Regions from separate parts of the Homo sapiens genome. Here all the other regions are linked to region 3. A link is a loop called in an ENCODE intact Hi-C map of the cell type or tissue named here. Cell type or tissue: endothelial cell of umbilical vein. All regions are shown on one strand. Links, peaks and the distances in the headings refer to the core of each region. The heading gives the core; the rest is flanking DNA. Region 1 overlaps LRRC75A (leucine rich repeat containing 75A). Region 2 overlaps LRRC75A (leucine rich repeat containing 75A). Region 3 has its middle 28 kb from the start of LRRC75A.

What was found. A loop is a pair of places that touch in the nucleus more often than their neighbours do. Peaks named below come from ENCODE experiments on the same cell type or tissue, not always from the same donor. Only the 100,000 strongest peaks of a DNase experiment are listed, where the experiment ranks them.
Region 1: it touches region 3 in a loop (20-fold over the local background); 108 of 110 quality-filtered maps call a loop at or near these places.
Region 2: a loop joins it to region 3, with 5 times the contacts of the local background. A loop is called at or near these places in 108 of 110 quality-filtered maps.

What each region holds. Positions count from the first base shown.
Region 1 is chr17:16,447,014-16,457,259 of GRCh38, reverse strand. LRRC75A (leucine rich repeat containing 75A) reads left to right here. Exons shown (of 4, transcript NM_001113567.3): 3 at 9,300-9,415. All of the region lies in intron 3 of SNHG29 (small nucleolar RNA host gene 29), which reads right to left. Among named protein-coding and RNA genes, the nearest start is that of SNORD65, 11 kb to the right of the region's middle. RefSeq lists enhancers at 1-377, 378-879, 7,600-8,099, 8,100-8,601. In endothelial cell of umbilical vein, for the core only: a CTCF peak has its summit at 3,845 (motif pointing left); a DNase peak (open chromatin) is centred at 3,839.
Region 2 is chr17:16,458,418-16,468,663 of GRCh38, reverse strand. It overlaps LRRC75A (leucine rich repeat containing 75A), which reads left to right. Exons shown (of 4, transcript NM_001113567.3): 2 at 6,278-6,406. All of the region lies in intron 3 of SNHG29 (small nucleolar RNA host gene 29), which reads right to left. Among named protein-coding and RNA genes, the nearest start is that of SNORD65, 22 kb to the right of the region's middle. RefSeq lists an enhancer at 2,162-2,953 and silencers at 4,575-4,869, 4,615-4,909. In endothelial cell of umbilical vein, for the core only: a CTCF peak has its summit at 4,786; a DNase peak (open chromatin) is centred at 4,833; H3K27ac peaks cover 277 bases.
Region 3 is chr17:16,514,844-16,524,955 of GRCh38, reverse strand. No RefSeq gene overlaps it. Among named protein-coding and RNA genes, the nearest start is that of LRRC75A, 28 kb to the right of the region's middle. RefSeq lists enhancers at 3,615-3,664, 7,473-8,672. In endothelial cell of umbilical vein, for the core only: a CTCF peak has its summit at 3,487 (motif pointing right); a DNase peak (open chromatin) is centred at 3,545; H3K27ac peaks cover 290 bases.

The DNA of each region.
Region 1 (10,246 bases), core at 392-8,391, 68 kb after region 3:
GTCAACATTTGATGAATGTATGAATGAATTTATGGATGAGGGAGGGATAGCCTTGAATGGAGGGCAGTGGAGGGCTGTGCTTGTCGGGGTCCTGGAGCAGTTACAGAGGTGCCTGGGGAGTGAAGATGGCAGATGGTATCACTGCCTGATGGCTGAGAGCCAGAGCAGTGTCGGGTGCTGGTACCCCTCCCAGGTCAGCCTGCAGGTCAGCACGTCATCTTTCCTGACAGATTAATGAGAAGCCCCTCAAACACGTTCTGCCCCAGGACCTGGGCAGCCTCACTGGGAAGGTCTGGAGAGGCTGCTGCCCTGACCTGCACTCATAGTCACTTGACTGTGCCACATCCCACTCCTGCCATCTTCAGGGATCGGGGGAGGACTGCAAAGCATTGATTCAGCACACAGCCATTGAGCCTTCTGGGCGGGTTAGGATTCTGCTGCACATAACAGAAGCCCAGGCGGGCTGGCTCCAGCAAGGAAGAAAATGTGTTCTACAGATATCGAGGTGTCTTGTGGTGCCCACGGGCAGCCAAGTTAGACCAAGGTGCTAGAACTATAGATAAGCACGGTGCAGAGGTCCCTCCTTCCCTCCTCGCTGCTCTACCCTGCCTCCCTCTGTGTTCCCTCTGCACAGACTGCTCTTCCCCCTGCCGCATGGTAGGGAATGTGGCTAGCTATGGCTCCCAGGTTACTTCTCAGGGTTCCAGCCACTGGAGGAGTTAGGGTATGTGTGTCTCAGTGTCAAGTCCAGCTTCCTCCTCCTCTTCCTCTTCCTCCTCCTCTTCTTTCTCCTTCTCCTCTTCTTCCTCTTCCTCCTCCTCTTCCTTCTTCTGCTCCTCTTCCTCCTCCTCCTCTTCCTCCTTTTCCTTCTTCTCTTCCTCCTCCTCTTCCTTCTCTTCCTCCTCCTCTTCCTTCTCTTCCTCCTCCTCTTCCTTCTTCTCCTCTTCCTCCTCCTCCTCTTCCTTCTCTTCCTCCTCCTCTTCCTCCTCCTCCTCTTCCTGATCCTCTTCCTTCTTCTCCTCCTTTCTCCTCTTCTTCCTCCTCTTCCTCCTCCTCTTCCTCCTCCTTCCTCCTCTTCCTCCTCCTACCCCTCCTCTTCCTCCTCCTCTCCCTCCTCTTCCTCCTCCTCCTACTACTGCTACTCCTCCTCCTCCCCCTCCCCTTCCTCCTCCTCCTCTCCCTCTTCCTCTTCCTCCTTCTCCTCCTCTCCCTCCCCCCGTTCCCCACCTTCTTACTGCTCCACTTCTGGGCCAGTGCTGCCTAGTCCTGTTCTCTGCAGGAGGGAGCCCTGGAGGGGTTCTTTGAAAAGTGGAAGAGTTGGGAAAAAATGAGACAGTCTCACTGAAGGCTTTTCTGGTTGTAAATGATAGAAACACTTTGAACTGACCTAAGCCAAAGACAGGATTTCTCACAAGGAGGGCAGCAGATAGCGGTTAGGAGCATCAGCCTCAGAGCTGGCTGACTTTAGATCCTGACTCCGTCTTACAAGCTGGGAGGCCTTGCCCATCTATTTAAGTTCTTTTTGCCTCAGTTCCCTCATTTGTAAAGCGGGGTTATTAATAATACCTGTCTCATAGGGTTGTAGTAAGGTATGGGACTATAGTTTGTAGGGCACTTAGGGAGGTCGAGGCAGGTGGACCACTTGAGGTCAGGATTTGAGACCAGCCTGACCAACATGGTGAAACCCCGTCTCTAATAGAAATACAAAAAAAATTAGCCGGGCATGGATGGCGGGTGCCTGTAGTCCCAGCTACTCGGGAGGCTGAAGCAAGAGAACCGCTTGAATCTGGGAGATGGAGGTTGCATTGAGCTGAGATTGCGCCACTGCACTCCAGCCGGGCGACAGAGCAAGACTCCGTCTAAAAAAAAAAATTGTAGGGCAGAACTGTGTGGTACTTTTCCCTCACTCATTATAAGGGTCATGGCTGACACTCCTATAACCAGACACAGGGTAACAAAAAAGCAGAACAAATGTGTTTAATCAAAATTTTACGCAACATGGGAGCTTTCAGAAATGAAGACGCTCAGGTGAGGCACGGTGGCTCACACCTGTAATACCAGCACTTTGGGAGGCCGAGGCAGGCGGATCGTCTGAGGTCAGGAGTTCAAGACCAACCTGGCCAACATAGTGAAACCCTGTCTCTACTAAAAATACAAAAATTAGCTGGGCGTGGTGGCACGCGCCTGTAATCCCAGCTACTCGGGAGGCTAAGCCAGGAGAATCACTTGAACCTGGGAGACGGAGGTTGCAATGAGCTGAGATGGTGCCACTGTACTCCAGCCTGAGGGCGGGGACAGAGCAAGACTCCGTCACTAAAAAAAAAAAAGAAAAGAAAAGAAAAGAAAAGAAATGAGGACCCTTAGCCCCAGCTACCTGGGAGGCTGATACAGGAGGATTACATGAGTCCAGGAATTCAATACCAGCAAGGCCAATATAGTGAGACCCCCATCTCTTTAAAAAAAGAAAGAAATGAAGACCCCAAACCCCAGGGAAAGAGGTTTTTTTGTTTTTTTGGTTTTTTGTTTGTTAGAATTTGTTTATTTTAATTATATTTATTTATTTATTTTAAAACGGAATTTTGCTCTTGTTGCCCGGGCTGGAGTGCAGTGGCGTGATCTCGGCCCACCTCAACCTCTGCCTCCTGGGTTCACGCGATTCTCCTGCCTCAGCCTTCCGAGCAGCTGGGATTACAGACATGCACCACCATGCCTGGCTAATTTTGTATTTTCAGTAGAGATGGGGTTTCTCCATGTTGGTCAGGCTGGTCTCAAACTCCCAACCTCAGGTGATCCGCCCCCCTCTGCCTCCCAAAGTGCTGGGATTACAGGCATGAGCCACCACGCCTGGCCTGTTTGTTTGTTTGTTTTTTGACAGAGTCTCACTCTGTTGCCCAGGCTGGAGTGCAATGACGTGATCTCGGCTCACTGGACCCTCCACCTCCTGGGTTCAAGCAACTCTCCTGCCTCAGCCTACCAAGTAGCTGGGACTACAGGTGCCCGCCACCATGCCTAGCTAATTTTTTGTATTTTTAGTAGAGATGGAGTTTCGCCGTGTTGGCCAGGCTAGTCTCGAACTCCTGACCTCAGGTGATCCACCCACCTCGGCCTCCCAAAGTGCTGGGATTACAGGCGTGAGCCACCACACTCAGCCAGCTATCTGTTTTTATACTCAGGCTTGGTAAAGAGTGCACAAGCTTGTAGAAATGCGATTGGACAAAGGGTGTGATCTAATGGTGATAGGCCGAGGGGACCCAGGAAGGCTATCTGCTCAGATTCTTCTTGGCCTCTCTCTGCAGTGTTCCTTCCTACCCCTCTGGAATGGTCTTCAAGACAGAAGGGAGAGAGTGACCTGCCTAGTTTTATGGCTTGCTTTGAGGGAGAGGGGTTCTGGTCTCTGTGACCTGCCTTGGGGAAGAAGAATTCTGGTTTCTCTGACTCACTCTGGGGGAGAAGAAGGGCCAGAGACAGGAGGGCAGCAGAAGGGCAGAAAAACTTTGCTTCTGAGGCCTTCCAATTTCCGTTAGTTCAAAGCTCTCTGCTGGCCCCGGCGCCATGCTTTGGAATTGTGTTCTGAGCCCCAAAATGTTCATGCAAACAGTGCTCAGAGGAGATGCCCAATGCATCGCAGCTGCTCAATACATGTTAGCTGTTGTCAGTTTAGTTCAGACAAGCAGAAGGGAACTCTCACTCCTGAGAGAACATCAGCTCACTTGTGCTCTCAAGGCAACTCTATGAGGTGTCCATATCTATTGTTCCTGTCTAGCCAGTGAGGAGACGCAGGCTCCTCAGTTCTCCCTGGTAGTGGCAGATACACTTCCATCCCGAGCCTGGCCCTGTGCGTGGCTGCCCCCTTGTGGCAATGGCAGTGCAGTGATGCCCCCTTGTCCTCTGTTCTCGTGTGTGTGTGTGTGCGTGTGCGTGTGTGCGTGTGCGTGTGTGCGTGTGTGCGTGTGTGTGTGTGTTTAGGAGTCCCACACCAGTCCCACTCTGGCGCCCAGGCCAGAGTTCAGTGGCGCGATCTCGGCTCACTGCAACCTCCACCTCCCGGGTTCAAGCGATTCTCCTGCCACAGCCTCCCAAGTAGCTGGGACTACAGGCACCCACGACTACGCCTGGCTAATTTTTGTATTTTTAGTAGAGATGGGGTTTCACCATATTGGACAGGCTGGTGTCGAACTCCTGACCTTGTGATCCGCCTGCCTCGGCCTCCCAAAGTGCTGGGATTACAGGCGTGAACTACCGCGCCCGGCCTCTATTCTCTTCTTTTAAGGCTCAGCTGCCCAGGCTGAGAGGGTGGACAGGGATTTTGGCCCCAGATTTTGGAAACCCTGGGAAGTGATTGAAGGAGGAGCTGCAGCTGAGGGGCTCAGTTCTAAGCTTTGGAGACTGGCTACATTCTGTCCTGGGGTGGTTCCAGGAGTGATGCTGGGCAGACCACCTGATCCCACCCATGGTCTTTGAACCAGTGCTTCTCCACCTCAGCTGCACTAGGGAATCACCTGGGGACCTTTTAAAAATCCCCGTGTGGCCAGGCAGGGTGGCTCACACCTGTAATCCCAGCACTTTAGGAGGCTGAGGCGGGCAGATCACGAGGTCAGGAGTTCGAGACCAGGCTGGCCAACATGGTGAAACCCCATCTCTATTAAGATACAAAAAATTAGCGGGGTGTGGTGGCAGGCGTCTGTAATCAGCTACTTGGGAGGCTGAAGCAGGAGAATCGTTTGAACCTGGGAGATGGAGGTTGCAGTGAGCCAAGACCGCGCCACTGCACTCCAGCCTGGGCAACAGAGTGAGACTCCATCTCAAACAAAAAGAAAAAAAAAAAAATCCCTGTGCCTGAGCCACCCACCCATCATTGGGGTGGCCCAGGCATCAGTGTTATTTTGTTGTTGTTTGGTTTGGTTTGGTTTTTTGAGACTAGGTCTCACCCTGTCTGGAGTGCAGAGGTGTGATCACGGCTCACTGCAGCCTTCACTTTCGGGGCTCAAGAGCCTCCTACCTCAGCCTCCCGGGTAGCTGGGACTGCAGGCACATGCCACCATGATGGGCTTTTTTTTTTTTTTTTTTTTTTTTTGAGAGCAAGTCTCACTATATTGCCCAGGGTAGTCTTGAACTCCTGGGGTCAAGTGATCCTCCTGCCTCAGCCTCCCAAAGTGCTGGGATTACAAGAGTGAGCCACAGCACCTGGCCCATCAGTGGACTTTAAAGCTCCCCTGAGATTCCAGGCCGGGCGCGGTGGCTAACGCCTGTAATGGGAGGCCGAGGCGGGCGGATCACAAGGTCAGGAGATCGAGACCATCCTCGCTAACACAGTGAGACCCCCCGTCTCTACTAAAAATGCAAAAAAATTAGCCGGGCATGTTGGCGGGCGCCTGTAGTCCCAGCTACTGGAGAGGCTGAGGCAGGAGAATGGCGTGAACCCGGGAGGCGGAGCTTGCAGTGAGCCAAGATCGCGCCACTACACTCCATCCTGGGCGACAGAGCGATACTCCGTCTCAAAAAAAAGAAAAAAAAGCTCCCCTGAGATTCCGGTATGAAAGATTCCAAGGTAAAGAAGCACAGCTCTAGATGGGCCATCTCCAGTGTCACCTCCTATTCTCTGTTTTATTTATTTATTATTATTATTATTTTTTTTTTTGAGATGGAGTCTCACTCTGTCACCCAGGCTGGAGTGCAGTGGTGCGATCTCGGCTCACTGTAACCTCCGCCTCCTGGGTTCAAACAATTCTCCTGCCTCAGCACTCCGGAGCAGCTGGGATCACAGGCGCCCGCCGTCACGCCCAGCTAATTTTTGTATTCTTAGTAGAGACAGGGTTTTGCCATGTTGGCCAGGCTGATCTCGAACTCCTGACCTCAGGTGATCCATCCACCTTGGCCTCCCAACGTGCTGGGATTAACAGGCGTGAGCCACCGTGCCTGGCCCCTATTCTCCCTTTGAGCTCTAAGGTCGGCTCCCACCATGGCCCCACTCCCTGAACTTGTGCTGGCCATGGCCTCCTTGTTGGAGACCCAGTGGCCTCTGGGTGGGGGTCTAACCCCATTAGTCACTCTTCTTGGTGTCCAGACTCCACTACTCCTGCTGCTCTGATGGAGTCTTCTCTGACTGCTGTGTGTCCACTGTTCTCTCTCCCTCCTGCTTAGCTCATTCTCTGGCCAGGGGTTTAATCTTACTGATGAATGTGTCCAGCCTGGACCTGTCTTGAGCCCCAACCCCATAAGTCCAGTGGCATCCACAGCTGGAGGTATTGTGAGCTCCTCAAACTTACCATGGCCCCACATGAGCAGGTCACCCCCCTCCTGCCTTCTCACCCACTTCTTGTCTTGAGCCCCTTGCCTTCTACTCATGTCCCAAGCCCAAAGCCTAGACCCTCCTCACCCTCCCTGCCCACACCTTCTCCATCCAGCATATCAGTCAGCTGTGTGGCCTCTGTCCCCTCAGCCCCTTCCAATAGCCTGGCCCTGAGTCATCCTCTCCACCTCCTGTCCACCCCTCTCTCCATCTCCCAGTCTGAGGAACATCCCCCTTGAGGGACTCCCCTGCAGCCCCCATGACCAGCTCCTCCTGCTTCACCCGCCTTGCTTCCCTCCACACAGTCATGTGGCCAGGTTCAGCAAGAAGCTAAGTCTAGGAACCAAAAGATGTCAGCTCCAGGGGTGGGGAATGAAGCCGTAAAGGCAGATGCTCACCTGCCCCCACATCTGCAACACACAAGAGTGACACACAGGAGTGACAGGTGTAACACACAGGTGTGATACAGGTGCAAGTGGCAGGTGATACAAGCTTATTCATCAGACAGCCAGGCACCAGGAAGCTGGGGGCAGGGGTGGGGATGGGCTGTGAACTGGAGCCCAGGGGCCTCCTCCAAATCCGTTCTGTTCAGTCTCGGGCCCTCCTTTGCTTCCTGGGTCCCTCCACAGATGCCTCTCTCCTTTGGACATTCAACTGCCATCTTCCCAACTCCTCTCTCTCTTGTCCCCCTTCCTCAGAGTCTCCTTCTCTTGCCTTCCCATCAGCCCCAAGCCCATCCCCAGCCCTCTGGGCCTCAGGCTCCCCCACTGCATAATGGGAATAACGAAAGTATCTACTGCCTTGGGGTGCTGTGGGAATTCCATAACCTTCTTGCGTGATGTCTGGTGTGCAGGGCTGACAGTGGCTTGAACCATGGAGGGACCAGATGTGATCAGGCCCCAGGCCTTCACCTGCCCTCATGTCAGTAACACACCCCACAGCCGCCACATCACCAAGCCCTGCCACAGACTGTTTCCTCCTCACTCAAGGATGCCTCACGTTTTCTTTCTCCATCTGAAATCACTAACCCATCTGCTCTTAAAAGCTGAGCTCAGCCTGGGCGCGGTGGCTCACACCTGTAATCCCAGCACTTTGGGAGGCCAAGGCGGGTGGATCACTTGAGGTCAGGAGTTCAAGACCAGCCTGACCAACATGGTGAAACCCCATCTCTACTAAAAATACAAAAACTAGCCAGGTGTGATGGCGGGTGCCTGTAATCCCAACTACTCGGGAGGCTGAGGCAGGAGAATCACTCGAACCCAGGTGGCGGAGGTTGCAGTGAGCCGAGATCGTGCCATTGCACTCCAGCCTGGGTGACAGAGCAAGACTGTCTCAAAAAATAAATTAAATTAAATTAAAATAAAGCTGAGCTCAAATCTGAGCCTGGGCAGAAGTCATCTTCCCTCCTTGCCCTGCCAGAATTCTCTGTGCTGGTGCCGCTATCACGGTATTCACTTAGAGTGTGCCTGGAGAGCTTGCTGTGGGTTGGGCTCTATTCAAAGCACTGCGCTAGTAGTGACTCATTTAATCCTCACAGAAACTCTTGTGAGGTCTGTACTGTAATCCTTTCACAGATGTGGTTTGGAGCACAGAGAAGTCAAGCAATTGTCCAAGGCCACACAGAACGGGACAAAGCCAGGACTTGAATCCCCACGGTTTGGCCCCAGGTCTTTGCTCTTCACTACTCAATACACTGCTTGTCCACTAGCAGAGGGGTGTGGGAATCGTAATGACAAAGCAGCCTGTTGAGCACCCACTCCAGGCACCATGCTGAGCACTGTGCGTGGTTAACGTGCCGGACCTCCCCACACCGAGTCGTTGGCCACATGTGGGTTTGCATCTGAGTCCAGCGCTTGCATCCAAGCCTCAGCGCTTGCATCCAAGCCTCAGCACTGGCCCACTGGCAGGAGCACGCTTTTGGTCCTCACTCCCTGGAGGGACTCATGCCCTCACCCTGTCCAGCACGAGTTTGGCTCCGGGGACTGTTGGATTGACTTTCCTAGGGATGTAGTTGGAGTCTGTAGCATCTTTCAGCTGCACCATTTAACCCAGTGTCTGCCATAACAAAAAATCACAGACTGGTGGTCTAAACAGCAGACAGTTCGTTTCGCACAGCTCTGAAGGCTAGAAGTCCAAGGCTGGCTGGTGGGTTTCCTTCTGAGGCTCTCTCCTAGGTCTGTCAGTCCCTCCTCCTCCTGTGTCCTCAAGTGGTTGTTCCTCTGCATGTCTGTGTCCTCATTTCTTCTTCTTAGGACACCAGTCATACAGGATTAGGGCCTACTCCTCTGACCTCATTTTACCTTAGTCACCTCTTTAAAGGCCTTGTCTCCAAATACAGCTGCATTCCAAGGTACTAGGGGTTAGGACATCAACTTGTGATTGTCAGCGGGATACAGTTCAGCCCATGACACCCAGGGTTTCAAACTCAGATGCCAACGGGCCTGACAGGAACGCATGTGAATGAACTGCGCTGGGAAAGACTTGGCCTCCTCATTCATTTGTTCTCACTTTTGAGGGAGACACAGGTAAAAATATCTCATTTTCCCCTTTACTATGTGAAATACAAGGACACGAACATTTGTTCATGGCCATATCCTAGCTTCCTAGAACAAGTGCCTGGCTCCGAGTAAGTGCTCAATAAATCTGCTGAGCAAGAGAATGCACAGAGCGGCCCTGGACATTGGGGAGTGGCAGGGATCATGGTGAGTCTTGGCCAGGGGGTCAGCAGGCACTTGGCTCCAGCCAACTTTTGTCCGATCTCCTGGAATCCAGACTTACATAAATCTGTTTTTCAATGCTAGCAACTAATTCACAAAAACTAAAACCATCCTGCAGATCTGTTTGCAGCCACTGCTGTCTGCCTAGGGTGCCCACCCTAGGCCAGCAGAGCAGGGCCTCCCCCAGCTCAGCCTGGGGGAGCTGGGCTCTTACCCGGGAGACAGGAAGCCTGGGGGCTGAGACTGGTGCACCCAGCCACTCAGGGCCCTACCACCCATGGTTGCCTCTGCAGGAAGGCGATGCACTGGGCGCCATGGAGAAGCTGTGCCGGCAGCTGACATACCACCTCAGCCCCCACTCCCAGTGGAGGCGGCACCGGGGGCTGGTGAAAAGGAAGCCACAGGCCTGGTGAGTTACACTCCCCCGGGCAGGTCTATGCCAGGCTGAGTGTGTGTTACAGGGCACCCCTCCCAGGGATGTAGGGAAGGGAAGGGCGGAGTCATGGGGGGTGGTCATAGAAGCTGCCTGAAGGAGGTAAGATGGAAGGAGGATTCCAGAGTGGGGAAACATCTAGAGGGGGACCCTGGTCTGGTGGGTGGGAGGAAGATGTGAGAAATTTCTAATTCCTGGTGTGCTAAAGTGGGCACTCCCAGATAAGCACAGTGTTTGGCTCATGCCTGTAATCCCAGCACTTTGGGAGGCTGAGGCAGGTGGATCACTTGAGGTCAGGAGTTCGAGACCAGCCTGACCAATGTGGCGAAACCCTGTAAAAATACAAAAATTAGCCAGGCGTGGTGGTGCACACCTGTAATCCTAGTTTCTCAGGAGGCTGAGGCAGGAGAATCACTTGAACTAGGGAGGTGGAGGTTGCAGTGAGCAGAGACAGCGCCACTGCACTCCAGCCTGAGCAACAAGCACTCCCTAGTAACTCCTCAGTTATCTCAGATGTCCCCAGGGGGACCCAGACCCCAGCCCTGTCCCTGGTCCATACAGCAACAAGGGGGTTCAGAGTCCCTTGAAGATTGGTAGGGGTTGAGGGGCATGTAGGACACAGAACCTGTGGGCTGTGATAACACCGTAGGAAGCAAGTAGAGGGGAGCCTGGAAGTAAGGCTTCCTGGAGAAGGAAGCACACCTGTCTTTTTGCAAATGATAGCTGAGTGGTGTGCCCTCACAAAGACTCTGCCAAGGCCTTGGTGCTGGTGCTAGCTCATCCCTGCAGGTCCCTGCAGGCTGGGGA
Region 2 (10,246 bases), core at 1,008-9,007, 57 kb after region 3:
GTTAAGTACATTCACACTGTTTACTGTGCAGCTGATCTCCAGAACTCTCATCTTGCAAAACGGACACTGTGTCCTCATTAAACAGTAACTCCTCCTTCCCTTCCCCCCAGCCCCTGGTAGTACCCACCATTCTACTTTCTGTCTGTATGAATTAACTAGTCTACATACCTCATATAAGTGAAACCAGACAGTATTTGTCCTTTTGTGTCTGGCTTATTTCACTTATTTGTCCCTGTGTCCTCAAGGTTCACCATGCTGTAGCATGTGTTGGAATCCCCTTCCTTTTTAAGGCTGAATAATATTTCGTTGCGTGGCTAGACCACACTCCGTGTACCCATTCATCTGTTCATGGCCACCCGGATTGTTTTCGCCTTTTGGCTACTGTGAATGATGCTGCTGGAAACATAGCTGCTGTTTGAGTGCCTGCTTTCAGTTCTTTGGGGTATATATTCCCAAGAGTGGAATTGCTGGATCATATGGCAATTCTGTGTTTAATTTGTTTAAGGAACTGCCACACCATTTTCCATGGTGGCTGCACCATTTTGCATTCCTACCAGCAGCGCACAAAGTTTCCAGTTTCTTCACATTCTTGCCAACCCTTGTTATTTTCTGGGATTTTACGGGGCTTTTTGGATCTGAGAACTGGATTGGCCAGAGAAGTTAAGTTTATTTGTATTAGAAAGATTTTGGCTGGGTTTTCAGGGTGGAAATGAGAAAGTGGGGGATGTTGGAGTAGTAAGAAAGATACAGGGAAGGGATTTTAGGAGTTTGGGCGATGTCAAGAATGAGATGTCCCTTTGGTGACTTGGAGAAGTTGCTGTAGAGATATCAGTTGCTTCAGAGGCCTCCTATATGCTGAACTGATATTCCCAGGAAGAGGACAGTGTGCTAGGGCTGTCCAGTAGGCACAGTGGGGTTTTGTGGCAAGGACAGCCCTACAGGCGCCAGGGCCGAACAAGCAGCTAAAGAAACAAAAATCAGATAGCCTCATTCTCATCTGCAGGACTGAAAGTCAGAGGGTAGCCAAGTCTGCGATATTTTGCAGGGAGTTTCTGTTGAGCCAGGTTGTCTTCAGGTGTGTCATCAACATGAAGGAATTCTCAGGGAGGCCAGAGCTCAGAAGAGAAAGCATCTGTGTATTCCTCCTGGGGGGAAACATGTACTGGGTGACTTCCCTACTGCACAGGAATACAGAGTGAAGGTGTGAGTCCAACTGTGGGGAGGCATCAACGAGTGAGTGGCAGTGATCATGTACACTCCATGCCATTACCTTGCACACACGTGAATGCAAAATGCCAGCTGTTACATTCATAGGGTTGTTTTCACATCTAAAAAAAATAACAGCAGCTCCTTACAGTGCCTCACGCTTGTAGTCCCAGCTACTCTGGAGGCTGAGACAGGAGCATCACTTGAGCCCAGGAGTTCAAGGTTGCAGCGAGCTATGATCGCACCGCTGCAATCCAGCCTGGGTGACAGAGCAAGACCTTGTCTCAAAATAAAAAATAACAAGTTCACAAGTGAAAAAATAAATTTTTATGAAAATAACTATATTTTCCAAAGGAAAAGAAAAACCAAGTGAGGAGAGTGGTGTTGCTCCCCATTTTTGTGACTCTCTTTAGTCTCACTTTCTAGAAGACGGCTATCAGACTTGCGCTTTTGCACTGGGTCTTGCGACAGGTTGTTTTAATTGACATCTATGAAGAAAATCTGGCATCACATAGATATGTCATTGGAAAAGAGGTCCCCACAGCACCCCTAAAATGGTCTTAAGGGTGCTTCCCCAAAGTCTACAGACCACACTTTGAGAAATGCCATTCTGACTGCCCTGTGTAAATCTCTACTCACTTTTTGGAAACATGCACCCCTATTCCCAAGCCCATCATCTCTTCCCATTGCAGCGAGTCCCCAGACCTGTTTATCCAAGCTCCAGTTATGTAGGGCCCCCTTCTTTGAAATGCCGTGTGCTGCTGTGTGCTGGGTCCGGCAGCTCGGAAAGGGAGCCGAGAGTGACTCGGTGTCAGGCCAGCCACACTCTCCGAGCGTCACTCCCCACCAGCAGTGACTCAGGTGCACCTGCTGGTGTTCCCAGACATCCTGATGAGGAACTGTCCACAGGCACAGTTCCTAGAGGTGGTACCGTTTAGACCTATCATGAGGAAAATGGGATTGTCCTCAATGCCTTGTGCTTTTTAAGACAAACCAGCCCCTCCAAGACTAGTACAGTGCACAGGAGGGGCTGCAGGGACCACACCTGGATCTGATTCTTCCACTTCCCTTGCACATGCAGCAGGCCTTGTGTGCCTACCCCCATTCTGTGTCTTCCTGAGAAGGAGGGCAGGCCATGGGTGCCGAGTCTGAAAGGAGCCCATTCCCAGGGCTGTGGCCCAGGCTGCAGCCTCCTGAGACACCTGAGGATCTGGTGACCTCTCCTCCCTCACACCCAGCCCTGTGGGTAGTCCCAGCAGCTGGTGACACCATCATCTCCAATAGCCTGGCTTAGGGGAGGGGGGATGGAGAGGACATCAAGGAGGCAGGAAGTAGCCCAAGGTCCTCAGGACTATGAAGTGCCCTCAGTTAGCACAAGCATCCTGTGGGCCTAGGTGGGGTTGAAATAAAGCAATAAAGCAATAATGTGTGCCATGGCCTTTGGCCAGCCTCTATCTGGCTTTCCCTGTTGTAGCCCTGGGACCTTGGGGAGCCCCACCCCAGCTGGAATTCACAGGGCGGGCCGGTGTTGGCCGTGACTCACAGTGACCCTGAGCTGCCTTTCTAGGAGACCCTCCTCCTTCCCTCCCATCCTGCCTCTACACTCCTTTTCCCCTCCTAAGCAACAACCACATGAACCCAGACAGTGCTCCAGAGAGGCAGAGCCACAGTCAGCAGCTGGGCAACCAGGGGGATGGCGCGGGGAGACGGCAGGGGAGTGGGCTCCGGAAAGGACATTTGGCATCTTCACAGACCTGCCCAACCTCCTGGGTTGGCAACTGGGATTTTCTTGGTCCTTCCAGGGATGGCCTAGACTAGCTTGGAGATGTAGGGGGTCCAGGAAGATGGGGCAGGGCTGGTAGGAACACAAGAAACCCAGGCAGTCATCTGGTCCAGGGCTTTCAAGCTTTTCTTTGGAACAGAACTGCGTTCATTTGTTTGTAACCAGGAGCTGCTTTGTAAGAGCTGCAGCCCACAGCCCTGCTGGTTCCTCTCACCTCTCTCGTCTACCGCAGCCCCTGACCGTCAGCCTCAAGATCTTGGAACACAGTTTAATAACCACTAGTGTGGTTCATCTGCCCATTTCACAGATAGGGAAATGAATCCCAAGAGGGAAGTCTCTTGCCACAGACTTACAGCGAGTTGGGGCTGGCCAGGGCCTAAAATCCAGTGCTATTTCCCAGGGTCATTTAGGGACAGACTGCAGGGACAATTGTAAGGGGGAGACCACTAGGTGCCAGGGGTGCTCACAGAGGAGAGGGGTGCCCAGGGGCAAAGCAGAGGAGGCATAGAGGCTGGCATTAAGTTGCCAACCACAGAGGAGCAGCCCAGCCTGCTCGACCGAGTGTAAAAGAAAAATAGCTCCATGCCTCTGGCCTCCTCCCCGTGGCCACCAGTGCAGCCTCTGACCATGGGAATAACCACCCCTCTGTTTCCACCTCATCTGCCCTCCTTCTCCAGCTCCCTGTCCCCAGGAAGGGGAGCCTCAAGCTGTAGGCAGGGACTGGCTGGCAAACCAGGCACTGGGCCACAGCTCGTTTGACCACACAGGCCCTCTGAGACCGTAGAACACAAGTCCTTTGACTTTCGGCCTTCCTGTGTCCCCAGCTTCCTCCCGCCTCAGGGAGGCAGGGCTGTGATTTTGCACATTAGTGGGTGATAGTTTGTGTCCCGGGGTCCCTCGTGTCCACACGGCTCTGACACACCCTCCTGACCATGAGGCCAGTGTGGACTCTGTGTGCTCAGGTCCCCGCCCAGCCCTGACTCCAGAATTTTTCTAGGGAGAGAGCTCATGGCTTTTGACACATTCTCAATTGGGTCTGTGGTCCAGGAGATCGAGAACCCCTGCAGAAGGTGAGGACGGGCCTTCCAGGGAGGAGGGGGCAGAAATGTAGTAGAAAGGGCACTGCTGCTTTCTCTGTTCCCTGCCAGAGGCTTTACATGTAACACTTGGTCTTGTTCCCCTTGCCTCCTTGTGATGCTGGGGTCACTGTCCCCGTTTTACAGATGAGGAAACTGAGGCTTAGCATTGTCAGGTTGCTTGCTTCAGGATGCAGCCCTGGCTGAGGGATTGAAAAAGCCAGGGCAGGGCCAGAGGTCAAAGGCGGGTATTGTACCTGCTTCTACAAGGGGGTGCAGCTCTAGAACCTGTACCAGCCAGTGCTTCAGAAGCCTCCCCTGACTGCATCCATGACAGACCTTGAGCCCCCAGGTCCTGGTTCCCAGCAAATTTTTTCAGCAGCCAGAGAGCCTGGCACAGGACCTGGCAGTTCGCCTCCAAGGTTCATTCCTGCCATATGGAAAACAGCCCTCACAACTGGCCTCTTGTGTCCTCACTGAGGCGTTAATGAGGGTGGGGGCAGAGTGCCCCCTAACCACGGCAGGTAGGACCTGGCTGGCAGTTGGGCTCCAAGGGGCTCCCCACAAGAGGCTCCTCCCACCCCCAGGCATGACACCCAGGCCCTCCAGAGCCCCCAGCAAAGACTCTTTTTTTGCTTGTATCAATGTCAGCTGCCAGACCGCAGAGCCCGTCCCTGCCCGCCATCTGTCCAGCTCAGCCACCCTCTCACCACCCCCTGGCAGATAAGAGCAGTGCAATCTGCAGAACATGCCCAGGGCTGAGGCCGTGCCCCACCCCCATCCTTCCTGAAATTCCAACAGCACAGAAGGCGTGGGCCTTGGTGTCTCCATCTGTAGAGAATATATGATGATGTCCAGCCTGCGTGCCTTCCAGGGATTTCTAAGAATCATGTGGGGAAGGTATTTTAAAAGTTCAGAATACAAACAAAATGACAAGGAGCAAACTCAGCTGGTTACCCACACATTCCCTGCCCAGACGTCCCGTCCCCAGGGCACTGGACCCCAGCCACCTGGGCTGGGAGCCTTTCTCTGGGCTGTGCTGGGGCAGCTGTGGGAGCCCCCAGAATGAGGACAGCCTGCAGTGGGTGGGCCTGCTTTGCCTCCCTACCCAGGGATGTCTCATGTTCCCCAGGATGGTGTGAGGACAGTCTCCGGATGGGAATGTCAGCATTGCCTGGTCTGTGCAGGGCACCAAGCTAGGGTCAGGGACTGTCGTGTAGCTCATACCCAAGGATGGCAGAAATTGGGAGGGGGGGGCTTGAGGAAAGGGAGCAGGCGTACCTCCCCCTTTCACGTGGAGTGGCACGAAGTTTAGTCCCCACCCCAGGGCAGGCACGTCATGTCTCCTTACTTCTCCAAAGCCGATCACTCCGTTTTAAGCTCAGGGGTCTCATGACCTACTTTAGATGAAGGTCACAGGATTCTTCAGGGCCTGCTTTGGGGGAGAACAGCAGTCAGAGAGACCTTCCTGTGTCAGCTGCCTCCTCAGATGCCAGGGTACCATATTCTGGGGTGGTGTGTCCTGAGCCCCCAAACCCAATTCCTTCCTCAGACCCAGGGAAGCTCTGCTCCAGCGGTTTCTGCCGCGGCCCCACCACACTTAGTAGCACTCGCCTCCAAGCTGCTCCCCTCCCATCGGGAAGATTCCACTCAGTACCTTTCTGAGGGAGTCCTGATGAGGTTTCCTTCTGGGTGCCTGGCAGGATCTGCTTACAACCCCACCACTCAGAAACCCCCAAGGCAAAGGAACACTGAGGCTGCATCGGCTACAGAAGGAGCAGTAAAAACAACGTCAGAAGCAGGAAGAAAACACAAATAAATATCATTAAACCATCCTGTCACAAGGCAGTTAATTCCAAATTTTGCCACCATAGAGAAGCAGCTGCTTGCACCGAGGCAGGCCACCCTTGGCTTCCTCCTCTGGAAAACCAGAGAGACAAAGGTCAGGGGCTGTCCTAGGAGAGGGCCACAAGCCAGGACCTGCACAAACTGCAGAGCCTGCAGAGGCCAGTCCCTGCTCTTCCTCAACTTGGAGGCAAAGACAAACAGGAGAGGCCTGCCCCAGCCCCTGAGGGAAGTTCTGCAGATGCTCCCCACCGGGGCTCTGGGAGGCAGAGTCGCCTCTAGGGGTCTGTGCCTACTTCTCTTGGGGATGGTGGGCGAGCTGGGTGGGCAGCCAGCCCTGACCTCTGGGCATCCTTTGCTCTTGCAGGACCTGGGCATGGAGTCGACCTCGCTAGACGACGTTCTGTATCGCTACGCCAGCTTCCGGAACCTGGTGGACCCCATCACACACGACCTCATCATCAGCCTGGCACGCTACATCCACTGTCCCAAGCCGGTAGGGTGGCTGTGGTCCGAGCCAGCCAGGTCCCGGGGTGTGCGGTGGGTGCCTTTCTGGGCAGAGCAGCTGTATGCCCAAGGAGGACTGGCAGACAGGCCCAAGGAGGACAAGCCCGTCCTCCAGGCACCAAGAGCTTGAGGTGCTCTCCCTTGGTGCCACTAGCACAGATTGGTTTTGTTTGGCCCAGGGGGTGAATTCATTGCCAACATTTAAAAACCAGAATTTTTCACATGATCCCTGTATTCAGCTGCCCTTGAAAAACTGGAAGCTCCAGCAACATGAAGCCCTCATTTCTGCAGGGCTGGAGCTAAGTAGCCATCCCTGTTATATGGGGCCAAGGCCACCACATACAGTTGTACAGGTTGTACCTTGCACGAAAGCATGCGTACAGAGGGGTAGTGGGGTAGGGGGAGGCAGGGGAAAGTTCAAATCCAGCCCTCTCTCTACCCACCAAGCCATGAGCCCTGGTGCAAGCCCTTGTCTCCCTGGAGGTGAACTTTTTCTTATTTGCACAAAGGTGTCATAGAAGGCCGTCCGGGGCCCTGCATGGGGCTGTCCGCTTTGCCTCAGTCCCCACCACTCCCAGATGTCTTCACCTCTGAGGCTGAGTGTCCTTTGACACCCACCCCTTCACTCATGTCTTCTTCCTACTGGCCCTGGGAGCTCGGAAGGGAAAGCTCCATGGCTCTCCAGGCTCCAGATCTGCAGCTCAGCCCTGCCTGGATGGGAGGTTCTGCCATGTTCCTGCAGCTCCAGGTCTAGGCTCCCCCAGGGCTATGCAGCCCGACCTGGCGGGAAGGGGAGGGCCGGCTGGGGACATTTCCACACTTGAGCGCTTCTCTGTTGCTTTGGTTTTTTTCTGTCTCATCCCTCAATTTCCAGTGGCTTCCAAAAGAAGTGCTTCCCCACTGGCAGTCAGGAAACCAGAGCAGGACGAAGGGGTGTGGGAGGGAAGTTTTTCCTTTTGGTGTAGGATCTAGGCCGGGAGTGAGATGGTTCCCAAGCCCACCTGTCGCTCGGCCTGGATACAGACTTGACTGTGGTCCTACAGTGAGCTGGAGCCTTGCTCTGGAAAGGTGTTTCCTGGGGCTGAGCTCCATCTGCGGCTTTGTCGGGGGCCTTCTCTCTGACTCTGGGGCTACCTGATGCAAAGGCTCTGAGGTGGGGCCCAGCTGTGGAGGGCTGGGAGCCAGCCAGGGTCAGGAGCACAATGTTGCAGAAGGCAGGGATGCAGGGCCCAATGGGAGGGGAAGGAAAGCTGGTGTTGAGGAAGCCTCGAGGCCTGATTGGTGCCAGGAGCCACAGGGAGCTGGCTGGGGCTGGCGCCTCCGTCGCTTCTCATGCAGTTCCACCCGGTTCTGCCTAGGGAGGTGGGAAGGGACGGGAGTCAGGCCTGTGAGGAGGCCTTGCCAGGTGCCAGACTCTGCCTTTCCTAGAGCAGCAATGGAGTTGCTCACAGATGAGAGGGTGAAAGGCGATGGGGCTCTCAAAAAAGCAAAAAAGAAATAGGAGGGCTATGTATATGCCCATCTTTGAGTTAAGGAAAACAAAATTCAGGTAATCAAGTGATCTGAGCAAGGTTACACCTCCGAGGAGAACCACAGGTGTGATTTGGGCCTATGCAGTGACCCAGAGCCGGGCGGGACACAGGCCGGTGGTCCCTGGGTGGTCAGTGCCCATGGGGGCAGGAGGAGGGGCCTGGTGGGAGCAGCCGAGCTCCCCTCCCTCCCCAACCTGCCCCTCACAGGTTGCCTCATGGACAGCCTGTGTGGGGAGAAGGACCCACCCTCTCAGAGAGAGAGGCAGGCCAGGGAGTGGGTAAGGGCCACTGTGAGACCCTGTGAGACAGGACCAGGCAAGGCCAGGAGGAGGGGCGGGAACTCCTGCCTTCTGATCTTCCCTTTCCATCTGGGTAGAGGCGGGGCCAGGGGGTGCATACCTGGGTTGTTGTGGTCCATTCAGGTGGCTGTAACAAATTATCGTAGACTGGGTGGCTTACAAACAGTAGAAATTTATCTCTCACACTTCTGAAGGCTGGAAGTCTGAGATCTGGGTGCCAGCCTGGTTGGTGACTGGCAAGGACCTTTTTCTGGGTTACAGACAGTCACCTTCCTGTGTCCTCACATGGCAGGAAATGGGCAAAGGAGCAGGAATCCCATTGTGAGAGCTCCACCCCCCTGGCCTAATCACCTCCCAAAGGCCCCACCTCTAAATACCATCACCCTGGGGATTAGGTTTCAACACGTGAATTCTGGGGAGATACCAACATTCAGTCCATTGCATGGTGTAACCTTCCTCAGACCACTTCAACACCTGGACTTTGTTTTCCTCAAAACAAAATCAGAGCCAGCCAGAGTGGGTGAGCCCTGCTAAAGCCCAGAGACCTGGAAGGCCCCTTTCGTGCCCATGTGGCAAGCGAGGCTCTCTGGATGAGGCAGGGGTGGGAGGTCCCCAGGCTGGTGGTAGGAGCAGCCCCTCCATCCACCCCAGAGGGCTGACCAGGACATCCTGGTCAGAGCAATTTGCATCTGAGAAGTTCATGTCAGCCCACGTTATGGGTCTAGAGATTATAGGCAGAGGTGTCAAGACCGGAGAGCTCGTTCCAAAGGTAAATTGGATACTACACGGACCTCACTGAACATCCTTTAGTGAGGGGCTGTGCTGTAGTTTAAACAAAACCCAAACTCCTCATCTGGCTTTGCCTGAGTCTCTTGAGCTCCCCTCTCCCACTTGCCACCCTGCGAGCTCTGCTCTAGCACGTGGGCCTCCCTCCTCTGTTCCTGACACCTCCACACCCTCTCCTATCTTAGGGACGTCGCTGCTCCCTTTGACTGCTCCAGCCTCTTCTGTCTGAGTTGCCTTCTCCTGAGTTCAGACTGAGCCTACGGCCTCTGAGAGGCCTTCGTTGACAAGCCTGCCTAGTGTAGGCTCCTGATCAGCCTGTCTCGAGCCCCATTTATTTTTCCATTCGTTTCTCTGTTTTACTTACTGGTCTCTGAAATTACCTTGCTTATTTATTTGTTGGCTAATTTATTGTCTGTTTTCCCCACTAGAATATAAACTCTGAAGGGAAGGGTGTCTGTCTTGTTCATAATTCCAACCTGCACCAGGCAGGAAGCAGGCAACATATTCCATTGTGAAGTTTGAAGAGAGTTTAGTAAAGGGTTGAGGACAGGATAAAGGAAGTCAACAGGGGACATTGAGACATCCAAAGACAGCAGTAGTAGGAAGTTGTTTCACAGGAGGACAAGCTGTATTGCCAGAGGCAGGGTGAGAACACCTGGTCCAGAGCCACGCTGCATTATCCATTGCCATATAGCAAACTACCCCAAAACTTAGTGGCTTAAAACAACAGACATTTATTGTTATAGTCTCTGTAGGTCAGGTTTGCAGGGGCCGCTTAAGTAGGTAGTTTAGCTTTGGGTCTCTCAAGACATTGGTCAGGGCTGCAGGTGTCAGAAGGCTTAACAGAAGTTGGCAGGTCTGCCAGTCTCGGTGGCTCACACCTTTGGGAGGCCACCGAGCACTTTGGGAGGCCGAGGCAGGTGGATCATCTGAGGTTGGAAGTTCGAGACCAGCCTGACCAACATGGAGAAACCCCATCTCTACTAAAAATACAAAATTAGCCGGGCGTGGTGGCGCATGCCTATAATCCCAGCTACTCGGGAGGCTGAGGCAGGAGAATCACTGGAACCCGGCAGGCGGAGGTTGCCGTGAGCTGAGATCGCGCCATTGCACTCCAGCCTGGGCAACAAGAGCGAAACTCCGTCTCAAAAAAAAAAAGAAGTTGGCAGGTCTACTTCCAAGGCGGCACACTCGCCCTGTAGCCTCTCCATG
Region 3 (10,112 bases), core at 1-8,000:
CTTTTTTTTTGAGACAGAGTCTCGCTCTGTCGCCCAGGCTGGAATGCAGTGGCGTAATTGCGGCTCACTGCAACCCCACCTCTAGGGTTCAAGCGAGTGTCCTGCCTCAGCCTCCCAAGTAGCTGGGACTAGGCGCATGCCACCACGCCTGGCTAATTTTTGTATTTTTTAGTAGAGATGGGGTTTCACCATGTTGGCCAGGATGGTTTCAAATTCCCAACCTCAGGTGATCCACTCACCTTGGCCTCCCAAAATGCTGGGATTACAGGCGTGAGCCACCGTGCCCGGCCATGACTGTTTCTTTATGCAACATATAGTACTTTTATGCTAAAAAATCTTTAAGTTTTAGCTAAAGACATGGCGATCTTTTTTTCACTTTTTTTTTTTTTTTTTTTTAAGACACAGAGTCTCACTAAGTTACCAACACTGGTCTCTAACCCCTGGCCTCAAACGATCCTCCTGCCTTGGCCTCCCAAGTAGCTGGGATTACAAGCATGACCCCCTGCGACTGGGAATGAAATTGGTACTCTAGAAAGAATGGTTTTATAGCAGTGTGCAATGCACAAAAGAATCGGGAAAGCAACTGAAAGGCAAGATGCTCATTAGGGTTTTGACCCATTAATCAAAGCTTAGAGTGATGAGAGCTTGTTTTCTGGCCTAATTCCTTACCTTTTCCTTCTCTGTTATTCTACCTAGTCTGTATTTCCTTATAACACTGTCCCTCTGATGATTACCTTGTTGGTCATTTTTATCATCTAATCTTCCTGTGTGGGTTCCCTGCATTCTTGAGATCGGTTCTCTACAACCAGCCACTTGGGTGCCCAATCATCCCAACATGGTCAAATCTGAAACTGTCATATCTCCTTGCAGTGGCACAATCTCGGCTCATCACAACCTCCGCCTCCCGGGTTCAAGCAATTCTTCTGCCTCAGTCTCCCAAGTAGCTGGGGCTACAGGCGCCCACCGCCACACCTGGCTAATTTTTGTATTTTTAATAGAGTTGGGGTTTCACCATGTTGGCCAGGCTGGTCTCAAACTCCTGACCACAGGCAATTCGCCCACCTCAGCCTCCCAAGGTTCTGGGATTACAGGCGTGAGCCCAGCCCATATAGTGGAATCTTAGCCTACTGAAGAAAGTGCTACAAGAATGAAACTTGAGGACGTAATGCTGAGTTCAATAAACCAGTTGCAAAAGGACAAATATTGTATAATTCCACTTACACAAGGTAGATAGAGGAATCAAATTTATAAAAACAGAAAGTAAAATGTTATTTACCAGGGGCTGGCAGGAGAGAGGAATGGGGAGTTATTATTTGAGGGGTAGAGTTTCAGCTGGAGAAGATGAAAATATTCTGAAGGTGGAGGGTGGTGTTGGTTGCCCAACAATGTGAATGCACTTAATGCCACTGAACTGTATATTTAAAAATTGTTAAAATGATAAATTTTATGATATGTATGTTTTCAACAATTTTTTAAAGTTTTCCCAGAAACAAATAAAAACTGCAGAACTCCCAGCATATAATGGCTCCATCCTAATTTCTGCACTAATAGACAACTGAACTCTAGCATGGCTTCTAGAAGCATAAGGCCCTGTCTCTAGGATGACCCTAATCCCAGCTAAAGGCCTGCATATGGCCGGGCATGGTGGCTCACACCTCTAATCTGAACACTTTGTGAGGCTGAGGTGGGAGGAGCCATTGAGACCGGGAGTTCAAGACCAGCCTGGGCAACATAGGGAGAGCCTATCTCTACAAAAAAAAAAAAAAATTAATTAATCAGATGGCTGTGGTGATGCACAGCACAACTTTAGTCTCAGCTGCTTGGGAGACTGAGGTGGGAGGATCACTTGAATCCGGGAGGTCGAGGCTTCAGTGAGCTATGATCATGCCACTGCACTTCAGGCTGGGTAACAGAGTGAGACCTTGTCTCAAAAAAATTTTTGAAAATTAAAATAAAGGCCTTCCCGAGAAAGCTCAAGGCTGCCAGGAGAATTGACTGTTTGTTCCAGCCAATACCAAGAGATAGGCAGATAGAGCTCTGCACCACCACCCCTCAACTCCCTGTAGAGCCATCACTTTAGAAAGCTTGCAATTATAAAGCCTTTCTTTGCTCTTTGGGATATAAAACTACCACCCAAAACTGTTTCCTCCAGGACCTGAGAGTCTTCTCTTTAAAATGCAAGGCTTCAGGGAGATAATTCTGTCTCTCCTAGTCTGTAGGGGAGGCTGAGGGCCTAACTGTGGGCACCTTGCTCCAACCTGCACCACTGCCCCGTCACAAAGACATGAGAAGTGTGTGTGTCCTTCAGATAGACAGCAGTCAACAAACCCAGGTGGCCTGACATGGCCTAACCCTATTCACACCTTTAGTGCCTTTCCCTGAGCACACCCCACCTTTAAAAGTCTCCAGCCTTTTGTTTTGGAGAAGTTGAGTTCAATCCACACTGGTCTCTCTTCCTTGCTGCCATAGTATTGCTGAATAAAACCTGTGTTCACCATCTTGACCAGTGTCGGTCGGCATCGTTTATCTGGGATAGTGTCATAACAAAACCTAACCTCTCCTGACTGATAGTTAGTTGTCATTCTTACTCTTTTTATTATTATTGCCGAAGGTGATGATTTCTGGAGGAGCCTGAGCTCTTTCTCTTTCCCCTTCTCCCAGCTTCCCTTCTCCACTACATCTCCGTTATTGCATCAATTTCAGGAATACAGCTCCCAATAAATGGAAACAGTAGGACAATTTCAGTAATCATTTTCAGAATTTCTAGAGTCTTCACTGTAACTATTTTTTAGTTTCAGAGCTACTTGTTTCCCAAAATAAATCAAATCAGAGAAAACACATCTCTAGAATTAATTTTTTTTTTTAAGACAGGGTCTCTCACTGTTACCCCAGCTGGAGTGCAGTGGCACAATCACTGCTCACTGAAATCTTGAACTCCTGGGCTCAAGCACCCAGGCTTCTAAGTAGCTGGGACTACAGGTGCATGCCACCACATCAAGCTAATTTTATTTAATAGTACAGAGGAGGTGTCACTATGTTGCTCAGGCTGGTCTCAAACTCCTGGACTCACGTTATCCTCCCACTTTGGCCTCCCAGACTGCTAGGATTACAGGTGTGAACTACTGTGCCTGGCCTAGAGTGAATCTTTAGAATCCACCTCTACTGTGATGTGTCAATATAAGTTAGCAAGAACCAGTGACTTCTGAGTATATGAGTTCCAAACTTCGACATTTCCAAAGTCCCACCTCTGATGGCATTTGTAGGTGACCCCTTAGAGAAAACTTACAGTGTTCTCGCAGGTGCCAAAATTTATGCTGCTTTTTGCCCAACAGTTGGTTAGATATCTCAAGCAACTAAGAGCGTACTGCCATGGATTATGCCTTAAAGTAATGACGGTGCATTTACCAAACCACTCTTCCCTCTCTTACCCTCCAAAAAAATTGCTGTTCTCTCCAGGGCAGCCACAGCTGGAGGGGACGCTAGCTAATCCTCTTATCCCACCACTAGATGGCAGGACAGTCCAGTCTGGCAAATCTCTCTGCCCTGCCTGAACTTCGATGTCCACATCTTTAGTGAAGAGTCTTCCTAACAGAAATGTACTTCCTGGTTAAACATTAGTTTGGACTCAGAGAGCAGACAGGCTCAGATTCAGGCTGAGCCTCCTCCAAGGCAGACAGGTGTTCTCCTGAGGTGCCATTAGGGTTGTACTCATGTGGAGTGAGACGGGGCAAAGCGGAGAGGGAACCAGGGAAGGGAAAGAATTGGTGCTGATCAGATGTCCTGGAGCTTAACTTGCCTGCAGTCTGATGGGTTAGTATGGCAAAGTGGGGCCTGGAAGCCTCAACTCTCTATACCCATATAACCCCTCCACCCCATCCCTCTGCCTCCTGAAGACCCCTGTACAGCAGAGGCCAGTCCCAACAAGGAGGCCAGCACCAGGCTCCCCATCCTCTCTGCTCCAACTCTGTGGGTGTTTAACACACCAAAAGCAAGACTTCTACCAGCCAGGACCCTCTGTGAGCCCCCAGCCAGGAGACAGGCTCTGGGTTCTGAGATGAGGGAAGACGCCGGCATGATGTATGCACCAGCCTTGGGACTCCTAGCAGTACTTCCTTTCTGACACACTATTTTTTCAAAACATCATCCCATCCCTTGACTCAATGCTCTCACTAAGGCCAAGCGCCACGAGGTGACTGTGCCAGAAGCTCCCCAGCCAGTCGGAGCAGCACTGAGATCAGCAGATCCCAGGATCCTACCTCCCAACCTGTTGTCTTCCCAGCACACTGGACTATAGAGAAGACACCCTTGTGATTTGCTACAGGACCCTGCCCCAGCCTCCCTATCAACCTGCACAGTGGTGAGATGCAGTGAGGGCTTCTAGATTATGATCCGGACTAGGATCAGATTGGTCTGGTCTGATGACCCTCTCGGACACTTACTAGCTATGTGACCTTGGGCATGTAGTTTAACCTGTCTGTGCTTTGATGCCTCATCTGTAACATGTGAATTCTTATTGTATCTATGTTTCAAGGCTGTTGTAAGGATAAAATGAGATTGTGTGTGTTAAGGGCTTCCCACAATACCTGACATACAGTGCTCTGTAAATGGCAGAATCAAAAGTTGGATCGAAAATTTAATAGATAGCCACAAAAACAAACAACCCAACCTAAAAATGAGGAAAGACCTGGCCGGGCGCAGTGGCTCACGCCTGTAATCCCAGCACTTTGGGAGGCTGAGGCGGGCAGATCACGAAGTCAGGCGATCAAGACCATCCTGGCCAGCAGGGTGAAACACAGTCTCCTCTGAAATACAAAAAAAATAAGCCCAGTGTGGTGGTGTGTGCCTATAGTCCCAGGTACTCAGGAGACTGAGGCAGAGGAATAGCTTGAACCCGGGAGGCGGAGCTTGCAGTGAGCCGAGATCGCGCCACTGCACTCCAGCCTGGGCAACAAGAGTCAAACTTCCTCTCAAAAAAAAAAAAAAAAAAAAAAAAATGAGGAAAGACCTTTAACAGACATTTCTCCGAAGAAGATATACAAGTGGCCAACAAGCACATGAAAATGTACTCAACATCACTAATCACCAGGGAAATGCAAATCAAGACCACAATGAGAAATCACCTCATACCTGTTAGGATAGCCATTATTGAAAAACAAAACAAAAATCATAAAACGAGGGTTGATGAGGATGTGGAGAAATCGAAGCCCTTGTGCACCATTGGTAAGACTGCGATATGGCCCAGCCACTATAAAAACAGTATGGGCTGGGCACAGTGGCTCAGCCAATAATCCCAGCACTTTGGGAGGCTAAGGCGGGAGGATTGCTTGAGCCCAGAAGTTCAGGACCAGCTTGGACAACACAGTGAGACCCTATCTTTACAAAAAATAAAAAATTAGTCAGACGTGATGGCACACACCTGTAGTCCCAGCTACCTGGGGATCTGAGGTAGGAGGAGGCTTGAGCCTGGGAATTTAAGGCTACATTGAGCTATGATCAAGCCATTGGGCAACAGAGCAAGATCTTGTCTCATAAATAGATAAACAGAGACTCTTCAAAAAATTAAAAATAGAATTATCAAATGATCTAGCATTCCCACTTCTGAGTATATACCCAAAAGAATAGAAAGCAAAGTCTCAATGAAACATTTGTATATCCACATTCATAATAAGATCATTCACAGTAGACAAAAGGCAGAAGCAACCCAAGAGTGCATTAATAGATGAATGGGCAAAGAAAGTGTGGTTCATGCATACAAAGGAATATCATTCAGCCTTAAAAAGGAAAAAAATTCTGACACATACTATAGCATGAATGGACCTTGAAGACATTTGTTGTCAAATAAGCCAGTCACACAAGGACAAATACTGCATGATTCCATTTATATGGAATCTAAAGCAAAAAAAAAAAAAAAACCTCATAGAAGCTGAAAGCTGAAAGCTTGTTACCAGGGCTTGGGGAGGAGAGATGGGGAGCTGATGCTCAATGCATGTGGAGTTTCGGTCACACAAGATGAGAAAGTTCTAAAGTTAACAAGCCTGTACTCTACACTTACAAATTTGTTAAGAGGGTAGATTTCATCTTACATGTTTTTCACCACAATAAAAAAAAGACCGAGGCCAGGCGCGGTGGCTCATGCCTGTAATCCTAGCACTTTGGGAGGCCGAGGCGGGCCGATCATCTGAGGTCAGGAGGTCGAGACCAGCCTGACCAACATGGAGAAACCCCGTCTCTACTAAAAATACAAAATTATCCGGGTGTGGTAGTGCATGCCTGTAATACCAGCTACTCAGGAGGCTGAGGCAGGAGAATCGCTTGAACCTGGGAGGTGGAGGTTGTGGTGAGCCGAGATCGCGCCATTGTACTCCAGCCTGGGTGACAGAGCAAGACTCCGTCTCCAAAAAAAACAAAACCGAGAGAGAGCTGTCCCCTTGCAAGTCTTAAGGCAGCCACACTCTTCCCATCTAAGCCTAACTTCCCTCCCCTGCCATCTGTGGCAACTGCAGCTTCCATTAGGCATCCCTGATAACCAAGAAACTGTTAATTTTTCTTCCTGCCCCCTTCCCCAAAGGAGAGCCAGCCTAGACTGGCCATTCTTACAGGATTCAAGAATGGAGGAAAGTGCTTTTTCCCTCTTTCAAGTTGCCTCTAGTTCATGGTTTATTTTTTCAGTAAGTGTTTGTTGAGTGTCTACTATATGCCAAGCACTGTGGTGAACTTGGGAAACACAATATTGGATAGGACCAGAAGGACCCTGCTCTCAGGGAATTTACTTTCTAATAAACAAACAAGGTGGCCGGGCGCAGTGGCTCATGCCTGTAATCCTAGCACTTTGGGAGGCGAGTGGATTGCCTGAGCTCAGGAGTTTGAGACCAGCCTGGGCAACACGGTGAAACCCCGTCTCTACTAAAATACAAAAATAAAATAAAATAAAATTAGCCAGGTGTAGTGGCGTGTGCCTGTAGTCTCAGCTACTTGGGCAGAGGTTGCAGTGAGCCGAGATCGTGCCACTGCACTCCAGCCTGGGCAACAGAGTGAAACTCTGTCTCCAAAAATAAAATAAAATAAACAAACAAGTTAACTTCGGGAGGTGTCGAGTGCTATGATGCGACTAAACAGAACGATCTGTGAGCATCATGGGCATGTCCTAAAGTTCTCTCTGAAAAGAGGATGACTGCCTCGAGACTTAAAGTGAGAAGAATCAAGCTAGCAGGGATGGCATTCTGGGCAGAGGAAACAGTATGTGCAAAGGTCCTGGAGCAGAAAAGGGCATGCTGTGTCTAAAGAACAGAGAGAAGGCCAGTGTGGCCCCAGCACAGTGAGTGGGAGGGAAGCTGGAGCTGTAGCCGGAACTGGACTGTGCCGGGCTTCATAAACTGAAGTAGAAGCAAAAGCAAAATGTAAATTAATATTGCAAGGGATTGTCCTGAGAGATATTGTCAGCTACTAACATGCAAGTCACTCACTGAAGTATAGTATCCAAGGACATCCTTGGGTTCTCACCCAGGATCTGTAACTTGTTACCTGTGTGACTCTAAGCCAAGGGTTCTCAAACTCAGCTATGCATTTGAATCACCTGGAGGTCTTGTACAATGGGCTCCCGGGCCCCACCCCAGAGTTTCTGATCTGGAAAGGGCCCAGAGTTTGCGTGTCTACCAGGTTCACAGGTGGTGGTGACACTGCTGGTCCTTGGACCACATGTTGAGAACCATGCTCTAATGATCCTCTCCAGCAAGTCAGTGATTCTCTCTGAGCCTTTTTCTTCCGTGAAAGTGCCCTTCTGACCTGATTGATGTGATCATCAGATGAGATAAAATACAAAGCATAAAGCCCTTTTTAAAGAACAAAAAAAGACAGACACACAGAATGATCACCTTAACGGTGTTCACTAAGCTCCCTTCCTGTGTGTTTCCTTCACAGCTGATACAGAATTTCACATATGGCAAGAGCAGCTGACTGCTTGGGAGCAATGCCGGTTTTATTCCATTCACTCTACGTTTATCTAATTCTCTAAACACATAGGAGAACCTCCGGTGCTGAAGAATAGAGAGCTGCCCGCCCCGCCTGGGAGAAACCTTCAGATGCGCCCCCGTTGTTCCCCCGCCGACAGAGGCTTGATGCCGCTTCAAGTGCCCGCAGTTATTTTTGTCAGCCATCCTCTCCTCCCACTCCTCCCAAAGAAAGCATTCAGTGAGTCATCGGGAGACCCGGAGACATCTGACGGTTGCTCAGCTGGTATCCGGCCACTGAGGGGAAGGAGGAGTGTGTTGATGTCCCCTTGGACTCTCCTTGAAGAAACTGCATAGATTCACAGACTCCTGGAAAATCAGAATCCAGAATGTGCACATGATACACGTTTGGTGTGTGTGTTTATTTGTATTCACTCACGGATTCAACAAATATTTGTTGATTACCTGCCATCTACCAGACTTGTTTTAGACTCTGAGGACACAGCATGTACAAAACAACAAAGCCCCTCTCATGGGGTTTATGTGCGTAATAGTCACTCATAGAGCATGTACTGGAAGTCGTGAGGTGTGTAGTCTGGCAGGGAAGAGAGTCAGCCATCAGATGGATGTGGTGAGTGTTATGGCACTGAGATGGAGAGATATACTGGGTGGCGTACGGAGAAGCACAGGAGGAAGAGGCTTCCAAATGGGCACCCTGATAAGTGGACGTTAAATGGCGTGTGGCATCTTCCAGGTTCACTAAGGGAGGCTACTCTCCATTGAGTTAACCTCAAAAATGCATACATGGAAGTACCCTAACACGTGACCCCTTTCTCCTTTCCAATTTCTTTCTATGCTGGCCCCACCCCTAGGTCTTGGAGGTACATAGCTTGTTGTCCGGTTTCAGTTTCACAGCTGGAGAGAAACTTTGCCTCAGGAAGAAGTATACTGGGAGCCTCACCCATACTGGGTTTAGATGAGATTTAGATGAGATTTTGAACTTAAAAGTTGGTGCTGCAAAGAGTTAAGATTTGGAAACTGTTGGGATGGGGTGAATGTATTTTGCATGTGAGAATGACATTCATTTTTAGCCAGAGGGAGAAGCGTTATGGGCTGAATTATGGTCCCCCCAAAATTATTCATGAAGTCTAATACCCACAACCTCAGAATAGGACCTTATTTGGAGATAGGTCTCTAAAGAAGTAATTAAGTCAAAATGAGGTCATTAGGGTGGACCCCAGTCCAGTAGGATTGGTGTCCTTATGAGGCGATTAGGGCACAGACACCCACAGAGACACCCACAAAGGGATGACCACGCGAAGAGGCAGGGAGAAGATGCCATCCACAAGCAAGGAGAGAGGCCTCTGAAGGAACCAACCCTGCCAACACCTTGATCTTGAACTTCTAGCCTCTGGAATTGGGAAGAAACAACTTTCTGTTGTTTAAACCACCCGGGCTGTGGTATTTTGTTATGACAGCTCTAGCAAACGAATACAGAGGTGTTTGTGAAAAGGAAGCAGCACAGTGTGGTAGGGTAGGGTAGTACACTCTGGGCACCTCCAAACAGTTCTGCAGACTTGGAGTGTAGGGTGCAAGGGATGGAGGGGAGGCTGGAGAGATGGGCAGGGGCCCGGCCATGAAGGGCCTCTGGTGACAAGGATTTGGGACTTAATTCAGCATTCAAGGTATTGAGGTATTGAGGATGAAGTCAGGCTGGGCGCGGTGGCTTGCGCCTGTAATCCTAGCACTTTGGGAGGCCAAGGCAGGCAGATCACGAGGTCAGGAGTTCAAGACCAGCCTGGTCAACATGGCGAAACCCTGTCTCTACTAAAAATACAAAAATTAGCCCGGCGTGGTGGCAGGCACCTGTAATTCCAGCCATTCGGGAGGCTGAGGGAGGAGAATCACTTGAACCCGGGAGGCAGAGGTTGCAGTCAGCCAAGATTGTGCCATTGCACTCCAGCCTGGGCAACAAAAGCAGGACTCCATCTCAAAAAAAAATAAATAAATAAATGAAAGGAGGAAGTCGGATACAATGCTGTATTGCAGATATAGTACAATGCTGTATTATAGGAAGATCATTTAAAGGAGGCATGGAGGAGCTAAAAGGAGAGAAGAACTGGAGGCAAGAAGATAGGGGTCACACTAACAGACATAAAACATGGG